2 separate regions of the Mus musculus genome follow, and region 2 is linked to region 1. The links are chromatin contacts, found by Hi-C or POLR2A ChIA-PET in ENCODE. All regions are on one chromosome and are shown on one strand. The core of a region is the stretch at or near the end of the contact, and the rest is flanking DNA. Distances in the headings are between cores, read along the strand shown. Region 1 overlaps Gm12059 (a long non-coding RNA gene). Region 2 has its middle 11 kb from the start of Gm39610.

Evidence for each region. Hi-C counts contacts between places; a loop is a spot of excess contacts on that map. ChIA-PET counts read pairs that join two places held with the same protein, here RNA polymerase II (POLR2A).
Region 2: a loop to region 1 is called in a map of gastrocnemius, with 2.0 times the contacts of the local background. The contact joins two enhancer-like sites. A Hi-C loop is called at or near these places in 2 of 37 maps with a recorded cell type or tissue (both gastrocnemius). POLR2A ChIA-PET finds 5 or more read pairs at or near these places in 3 of 5 experiments (all embryonic stem cell).

What each region holds. Positions count from the first base shown.
Region 1 is chr11:23,066,174-23,070,702 of GRCm38, reverse strand. It overlaps Gm12059 (a long non-coding RNA gene), which reads right to left. Exons shown (of 2, transcript XR_872307.2): 1 at 2,286-4,529. Among named protein-coding and RNA genes, the nearest start is that of Gm12059, 3.4 kb to the right of the region's middle. Within about 2 kb of position 2,337, at least 1 of the 3 ENCODE cell types and tissues checked has a DNase peak (open chromatin) inside an H3K27ac peak, as active enhancers do.
Region 2 is chr11:23,112,325-23,116,853 of GRCm38, reverse strand. No RefSeq gene overlaps it. Among named protein-coding and RNA genes, the nearest start is that of Gm39610, 11 kb to the right of the region's middle. Within about 2 kb of position 1,951, at least 1 of the 3 ENCODE cell types and tissues checked has a DNase peak (open chromatin) inside an H3K27ac peak, as active enhancers do.

The DNA.
Region 1 (4,529 bases), core at 1,088-3,587:
ACATGCATCTCATGGCACACGTGCCTTCTCATCATCCACACACAAATAATAATAAATATATTTTTAAAATTTGATGGCCAAGAAAATGGTTCAGCAGATAAAAGCACTTAGTACAAAATCTGACAACCCGAGTTCAATTCCTGGATCCCATGTAAAGGTGGAGGAATGAAGCAGTTCCATGACACTTTCCTCTAATACACACACATGTGCGCACACATACTAATGACACACATACATATATACATACACATGCACATGCACACTGACACACATATATGCATACACACATGCGCATACATACACACTGACACACATACATACATACACACACATACAAACATACACACACTTAAACATATTCTCTCATGCACGTGCATGCACACACACACTTGCACATACACTCACACAATAATATATACAAATTCAGAATAAAACAATTTTTTAAAGATTCACTGAAACAGTATTACTGTTCAGTAGCAAATCAATGGAATAAACGGAAAGGCACATTTGGAAAGTTAGGGTTTTGTAAAAGCAGCATTTTCTTTTCTGTCTGTCTGTCTGTCTGTCTGTCTCTCTCTCTCTCTCTCTCTGAGACAGGGTTTCTCTGTGTATCTCTGTGTATCCCTGGCTGTTCTGGAACTCACTCTGTAGATCAGGCTGGCCTCAAACTCAAGAGATCTGCCTGCCTCTGCCATAACTGAGCATCGTATCTAGGATCTGGAAGATTCTAGGCAACATACTTTATCACTGAACTACATCTCCAGCCCCTCTTTTCCCTTTTACATTTTATTACATTATTTTACTATGTGGAAAGAGATGCATATCACAACTTGTCAGAGTTGGTTCTCTCCTTCCACTATGTGGGTTCTAAGGATCCAACTCAGGACCCGAGGCTTCAAAGCAAGGGCCTTTACCAGCCAAGCCATCTCACCAGCCCTTTTTTAAAAAAGCTTTTTATGGCCCGGCATGGTGGCGCACGCCTTTAATCCCAGCACTCGGGAGGCAGAGGCAAGTGGATTTCTGAGTTTGAGGCCAGCCTGGTCTACAAAGTGAGTTCCAGGACAGCCAGGGCTACACAGAGAAACCCTGTCTTGGAAGAAAAAAAAAAAAAGAGAAGCTTTTTGAAAACTCCTACTCTGTGGGAAGCCACATGTGCCGTTGCAGAGTGGCACTGACTACTGCTGGCCACCACGCATAAGATTGGACAAACAACCAATGTGTACATATGCAGTAAAGTTTTTTGCAAAGACACTGCCTGGCCCAGGCATGATAATGAGGTTCTGTAAGGTACGGAGAGTATAACCAATCAGATGTGAGACATGCAAATGAGGTATGATAATGAGGTTCTGTAAGGTACTGAGAGAGAGTAGCCAATCAGATGAGGAACATGCAAATGAGGCTTAGTGCATAACCAATCCGGGTGTGAGACACGCCCCTCCTAGGCCTATAAAAGCAGCACCAGTTCTTCCTGGCCAGTCGAGCGCGTGCAAGACTACTCCTTTTAAGTAAACTTCAAATGAAGTAAACGACATATGTGCACATGTACAATAAAAACCCTGCAAGTGTATACGGAAATGCAATCAGGTAAGCAGGGAGTTGGAGAGGGACGGAAGCTTGATTAGGTATGCCTACCACAAAGTTAAAACCTTTCACAAACTAAACCTTACTGGCTTTAATAGCCAAACGATTTTTGCAATCTTTAAATAAAAGTTAATATTGCTAATATACAAAAGCACTGTAAGTTTTAAAAATGTTAATACCTCGAATATAAAGAAAACAACTTATAAGCAAGGAATTCATAAAGAACCAGTAAGTATATGGAAAGTATTCAGTTTTATACCTAGGTAACAAAATGCAAATTCATACAAGAGTCTGACAAAAGGCTGACTAGTAACAGAATGATTCATGCTGTCACGCAGCATTCTAATACTTACTGGGAAAATGCATTTTAATAAGAACACTTCTAGGAAGCCTCTGTTAAGGTTCAGAATCTTACAAATGGGCATTCCCTTTGATCTAGCAATCTATCACTGCTTGTAGAAATGAAAAATTGTAAATACCTTAAAAGCCCAGTAACTATGGGTTCTTTAAACAACTAGAATAGCCATACGACCACTTAAAATGTATCTAAGACCTGGAAAAACAGGTACCAAAAACCCCTTTGTGCATATTTGAAAACTCTACATTTACATAGCAGTATGACAATACCCTCATCCTTGTGGGTTTTGTGTCCCACTCTGGTGGGCAGAGCCACCTTAGGTAGCCCAGGCATGTCTCAAGCTGACCTTGACTATACCTTTGGTTCCCAACGTAGACGATTACTTCACTTAATTTCCCCCACTCCGTGGTTTTTGACACAATCTCGGTATGTAGCCCAAGGTGGAGTAGAATTCGCAGTAATCCTCCTGCCTCAACAACGCCCGTCATTTTTTTTTTCTTTTATTGCTTAACTATTTCGGATATAATTGTGTACTGTTGGAATGCTGTTCGCATAGCAAACTGAATTTTTTTAACGCATTATTTTTAAAACGAGGCGATGAGAGAGGCGTTGCCAGCACCATGCCGGGCTCCGGAAAGGTGAAGGGCTCAGCGCCTTAGAAACAAGCCCCCGCACCAGGGGATTAAGGGCCACGGGGGATGGGGGGGAGCCGTGACGGCTGAGGGAGGGACCTCTAGCCTTCTGAGGAAGTGCGATCCCTCTTCCCGCTGGAGTGCGCGCCGCCCGCGCCTTTATTGCGGAGGTGTGGAGAAGAGCGTGGGAACAGCACGCAGGACAGCCTCCCGCTCCAGCGTACAGGGCGGGCGCCGTCAGCGCCGGTACCAACGAGACAGGACCGCGCTGCGTGCCTAGAGCGGCCCTGCCGCTGTGCGCGTGTGCAGAGGCGGTCCAGCCCGGTGCGCTCAGCGCTAGTGGGCGAGGTGATCTGTACCCTGACTGAAGGTCTAGGGCAGTGCTGACGCGAGTTCGCAAGGCGCGTTCGTGCTCCTGGTTGGTAGGACCCAGGGGCAAGCGAGGCTTTCCTCAGAGCCCTAGGATGGGAGGTGGAGGGAGACGAGGCCAGGTTCTGCAGAAAGAAGGCTCAGGCTAGCCCTTGAGGAAGAGTGAGGAGCATCGGGACAAAACGGCCATCCTCCAGACCCAGACGCTGAGTATGGAGACACCTCGGCCAATCACTCTATTGGAAAACCAAATAGAACAAACCTGTTTGGGATGAAGGTTGATAACCAATTTGGAATGATGTGTGTTGAAACGAATGGATTTTGGTTTTGAGGCATTAGCAGGACATTTGAGTAGAAGAGCTGATAGGAGATTTGTTTTAGAAACTGGGTTTACTCTGTAACCCAGGTTGGCCTGGAGCTTAGTTTTCTCGGCTTCTCAGAGCAGAATTCCCGCCTTGTGCCGCCACGCCTGGCTGAAGTTTGGGAACATGGACTGTGAATGTAGAATGTAAGGTGTAGTCTGCAGCTCAGGAGAGTCAGCTAAGTGACAGTTGTCTATAGTCATGTTTACAGGCTCAGTGTTTAGTCCCTAGCAGAAAAAAATTGAAGTAAAGCAATGTAAATGCATTGTCTTGACTAAAAAACTCCATAGGGATTGAGTGGTAAGTTTGACATAAAACTATATATAATTTCACAGAGCAGACAAGAATCATGAAGTTTGGGGGGCGAAAAACTTTGGAAGGCCTGGAAGCCACATAGGACTACCAAGTCAGACATTTTCAAACCAACCAGTTAAATAATGGGCAAAGGAAAAAAATCAGAAGGATGCCCGTTTATTAATTATGGCATATATCCTTGCCTGGCTTAACATAAATTATGTAACTGATAGAAACATTATACTTAAATGATATTTACCCATTAGCAAGAACAGAATTTTAAGAGGTTTTACTTGTAAACATCAGGACCTTTAACTACATCTTGAGGGTTTTTTAAATGAAAATTCGCAAAATCAAGTTGGACTAACTAATGTGTATTTTAAGTATGAGACCTTAAATTTCTAATTATGAGGATTTTTTTGTGGGTGGGAAGATGATTCAGTGGTTAGGAGTATTTCTTGCTCTTACAGAGAGCCACTTTGATGCCCAGCATCCATGAAGGGCAGCTCACAACCGCTGTGAGACTAGTTCCAGGGCAGTTACAGGCATGTGCTCTCACACACACAGTTATTTTTTTCGATTATGAGTTTTTTCCTAAAATTGTTCGAAAATTAAACTAGTGTGTTTAGTTAGAAATGTTAGAAAGTGGTGTGTGAGGTTGCTGGTGGGAAGAGGGCATGGCAGTGAGCCTGACTACCTCAGTTCAGGCTCCAGGTTCCACATGGTGGAATGAGAGCAGCATCTCCTGAAATTTGTCCTCTGTCACCCACCCCTGCATACACACAGAAACATGAGAACACACTGGAAAAAGAGAAGCCATGAATTCCTCTGCCCAGAGTTAATGCCTGTTAATATCGTAGTGCTAACATGTGTTCTCCCTCATGGTAATGATTATGGAGTCAGTAAACAGTACATTTGATAGAGAAGCAGAAG
Region 2 (4,529 bases), core at 702-3,201, 47 kb before region 1:
GGGTTGTAACCAACCAAGTTCATAGGCAATTATGAAGTCTTTGCTGTTCAGTTAGGTAGGGAAACCTGAAAAAAGAAACTTATTCAAGCATTTCTGCTTTCATCACAGTACTGAATTATCAGGTGTGTGTGTGTGTGTGTGTGTGTGTGTGTGTGTGTGTGTGTGTATCTGTCTCTGTGTTTTCATGTATTGGTATGTTTGCAGGTGTATGTGTGTGTGCCTGTCTGTGGAAGCCAGTGTCATTCCCGAGAAGCTCTCTACCTTGTGCTTTGAGGTAGGGATCTCGCTTTGTGCACTGGGATCTCGCTTGACAACCAGGCTAGACTGGCAGGAGAGGCCCTCTTGTCTTTGCCTCCTTGACACTAGGGCTCCAAGCATGTGCCATAGAGCCTGACTCAGTGAGCGTACAGAGGATGAGAGCCAGTCTTCTTGCTGTGCTGCAAGCACTTTACCAACTAAGCCATCTGCCCAGAGAGAGCCAACCCAGATGTGCTGGGCAGATGCCCTGCCACTAAGCTACACCCTGGCCCTACTTAGTATTCTTCTGGTTTGCTTTTGTGAAATCTCCTGTCACCATTAGTGAACAATATACACCAAATACCAATAATACTTAAATATATTTTAGGTATAATGTATGTATGCTAAAATATGAAATACTGTTTAGTAAAAAGAAGTTATATACATATTATTTCTTTATTACCACTTTGGGGGACCAGATACTGATAATAATCTTGTCCACATACTTCAAATTAGTAAGGATTTCTTTGTATTTCTAAAAATTATTTACACTTAGAAGATATGACAACTTAAAACAGGAAATAACAGGAAATCGAGTAAATATTTTTGCCTAAATTATCACTTATATTTAAAAGATGTTCATTTTGGTTAGGCTACAAAAGAACAGCTGTCATTCAAGCAAAAGTCAGACCTGTGCTGGGGCTGGAGAGATGGCTCAGTGCTTAAGAACAAGAGTTGTCTTGAAGAGGACCTGGGTTCAGTATCCAGCATACACATGATGATGGCTCATAACCATCCGTAATTCCAGTTTCAGGGCATCTGATACCCTCCTCTGACCTCTGCAAGCACCAGGCATGCATGTGGTACACAGACATATATGCAGGCAAAACACGCATACACATAAAATAAAATAAATAAATCTCAAAGTAAAATCAGCTCCAGATTTGTGTTGACTGATAGTAACACATTCCTTTTTAAAAAATGTTTATTTATTTATTATATGTAAGTACACTGTAGCTGTCTTCAGACACACTAGAAGAGGGCATCAGATTTCATTACAGATGGTTATGAGCTACCATGTGGTTGCTGGGATTTGAACTCACGACCTTTGGAAGAGCAGTCGGTGCTCTTAACCACTGAGCCATCTCACCAGCCTAGTAACACATTCTTATTGCTGCCATTACAAGTTATCATGAACTCAGTGACTTAAAGCTCATAGCTTGAAATAAACAAAACAAAACAAAACAAAACAAACAAAACAGAACTGTCTCTCCAAGCTAAGATAAAGATGTACATACATCATGGGGCTGTAGAGATGGCTCAGTGTTTAAGAGCACTCACTACTCTTACAGGGGACCAGCCATGAAAGGCTGTTCATAGTTGTATGTAACTATAGTTCAGGGGATTTATCACCCTCTCCTGGCCTCCAGGGGCGCCAGGCGCAGGCAAAACACACACACACAGAGGGATAGACATAGTGTAAGGGAAAACAAATAAATAGAATACAATAAAATGCAATAAATAACGTAATGTTTTAGTGTTTTTCTTTTTCATAGGGGAAGTGTTGTAGTTTATCCACTTGCTGTTTCCAGATTGAACAGTTAGAAGCTGTGAGCCCTTCGTCTCCCCTGCCTCCTTCTGATGGACCTTAGTTCACCTGGCAGGACAGGACAGCCACCTGTGCACTTGGCTATGGACCTCACCCGCCTGTGCACGTGGGCCATGTGTTTACTTGCAGCTCCCAGGGGGAGTCACATGCATCTGTTTACGTTCCTAAAGAGCCTAGGAGGTCACCTCTAAAAATAATCATGCTCGGTATCAGATCTTCTGGGACTTGGAGGTACATTCCTCACACACTCTCTGCCACGGCGCTGAGCCGGGCATATCCAGTTCCCCAAAAGGGCTTGGACCAGAGGACTGGATGCAACTGCCAAACGGTGCAGCCCCAGGGTTCATTTAGTTACAGATCTTGGGGGAGATCCACGTTTTAAAAAAGTGTCATGTACCTTTTCCTGTTACTACCATTGCAAGTAATGCTGAAATTTAAATGTGTTTATGGCAGCTTGTAGTTCTCCTGTTACTTTCCAAAGGGAATATTCAGATTTTCAGAACTGTGCTATAGTCATTTGATTTTGCAACAAATGTAGGTTGTCTCAGGAGGCAGAGGCAGGCAGATCTCTGAGTTCCAGGCCAGCCTGGTCTACAGAGTGCATTCTAGGACAGCCAGGGCTACACACAGAGACCCTGTTTCAAAAAAACTTAAAAAAAAAAAAGGCTGTCTGATCAGACTCTATTTGCTTTACAAGGGCCAGTGCTCCTATTGAAATGGTGGAGACTGGGGAGACAGACTTATACCTGGGGAACACCCTCATTTGCCCCTGACTCCCATCCTACTCACACAGGATTGGACTTTTTATTACTCTGCGAAGGGCTTGGAATACTTCGTGGGAAGGAAGGGAGTAGCAGGATTGAAGTTTGAGGTCATCCTCTGTCATAGTGAATTTGAGGGCAGACTGGGCTATGTGAGACTCTGTCTCAAAAAAGAATAAAGAAGAAAAGAAAAGATGACTAGTTCTTTGCCTTTAGAAGGTTAGTCTTTGACTGGGGTTGTACCTCTGGGTAACTGTCTTGCTTAGCATATGCACAGGCTCTGGGTTCAATCTCCCACACCGAAAAAGAACCTGGTATCAGATAGACTGGTGAGATGGGGAGGTTGGTTTTGTTTCTTTTCTTTCTTTTTTGTTTTTGTTTTTTATTTTGTTTTGTTTTGTTTTTTTGAGTCAGGATTTCTTCATATATCCCTGGTTGGCCTGGAACATGCTAGAGAGACCAGGCTGGCCTCACAGAGATCTGCCTCCCAAGTGCTGGGATTAAAGGTATGAACCACCACCACCTGGCTTTTTTTTTTTTTTTTCTTTTTGAGACAGTCTCACTATGAAGCTGGCCTGGAACATGCCTATAATGACTAGGCTGGCTTCAAACTCACAGAGACATGGCTGCCTCTGCCTCCTAAGTGTTGGGACTAAAGACTTGGTGTGCCCTGCTCAGCCTGGGAGGTGAGTTTCAAGTCACAAATAATGAAACCAAATGTAAGTCATGAATGGAGAGTAACAGGTTCCTAGCAAAGGAGACAACTAGAGTTAGCAAAGTGGCATAGCCTGGAAAGTACCTTCAAGCAAGCCTGATGATCTGAGTTCAAGTCCTAGAGACGACTCTCACAAGTTGACCTCTGACTTTTCATGTGCATCATGTGCACGATGGTGCCCACACGTATACACAAAATAATTAAATGTTAAAAAAAATTTTTTTAAAGAAGTGAATCTCGGGCTGGAGAGATGGCTCAGCAGGTAAGAGCAGTGACTGCTCTTCTGAAGGTCCTGAGTTCAATTCCCAGCAACCACATGGTGGCTCACAATCACCCATGATGAGATCTGACACCCTCTTATTGGTGCATCAGAAGACAGCTACAGTGTACTTACATAATAAATAATAAATAAATCTTAAAAAAAAAAAGAAGTGAATCTCAGGCTGGAGAGATGGCTCATCATTTAAGAGCACTGGCTGCTTGCTCTTCCAGGGGTCCTGAGTTTAATTCCCAGCAACCACATGGTGGCTCACAACCATCTGTAATGGGATCTGATGCCCTCTTCTGGTGTGTCTGAAAAGAGACAGCTACAGTGTACTCATATAAATGAAATAAATAAATCTTTCGAAGAAGAAGGAGGAGGAGGAGAAGAAGAAGAGGAAGAGGAAGAGGAAGAGGGAAGAGGGAAGAGGGAAGAAGGAAGAAGAAAGAGGAAGAGGAAGAGGAAGAAGAAGAAGAAGAAGAAGAAGGAAGAAGAAGAAGAAGAAGAAGAAGAAGAAGAAGAAGAAGAAGAAGAAGAAGAAGAAGAAGAAGAAGTAGTGAACCTCTAGAACTTTATGCCTCTTGGCTGGAGGATACAGAAGAGTTGCTGAGGTCTCAGAAGTTCCGAAGATTGAGATAGAAAACCTGGTAGTGACATTACGGAGGTGATAGATTACACTGGGCTCTGAATTCATCATTACGTGCCTCTGCAGATGTCTTGTCATTCATGTTCAATTTTTGCCTTTTTAATTTTCTTTTTCATTTTTTCAGCCCAAGGCCTGGCCAATGCCAAGCAAAGCATTCTACTGTGGGACTTTATGCCAGGCATGTATGCAGTTCTTTAATAAAGTTTTTAAACTAGATTTGGGGTTTTGTTCCTTTTGATTTTTGTTTAGTTTCTGGCTAGATAATGGCCAGAGAATGGCAATTAAAGTTCATTCTTTAC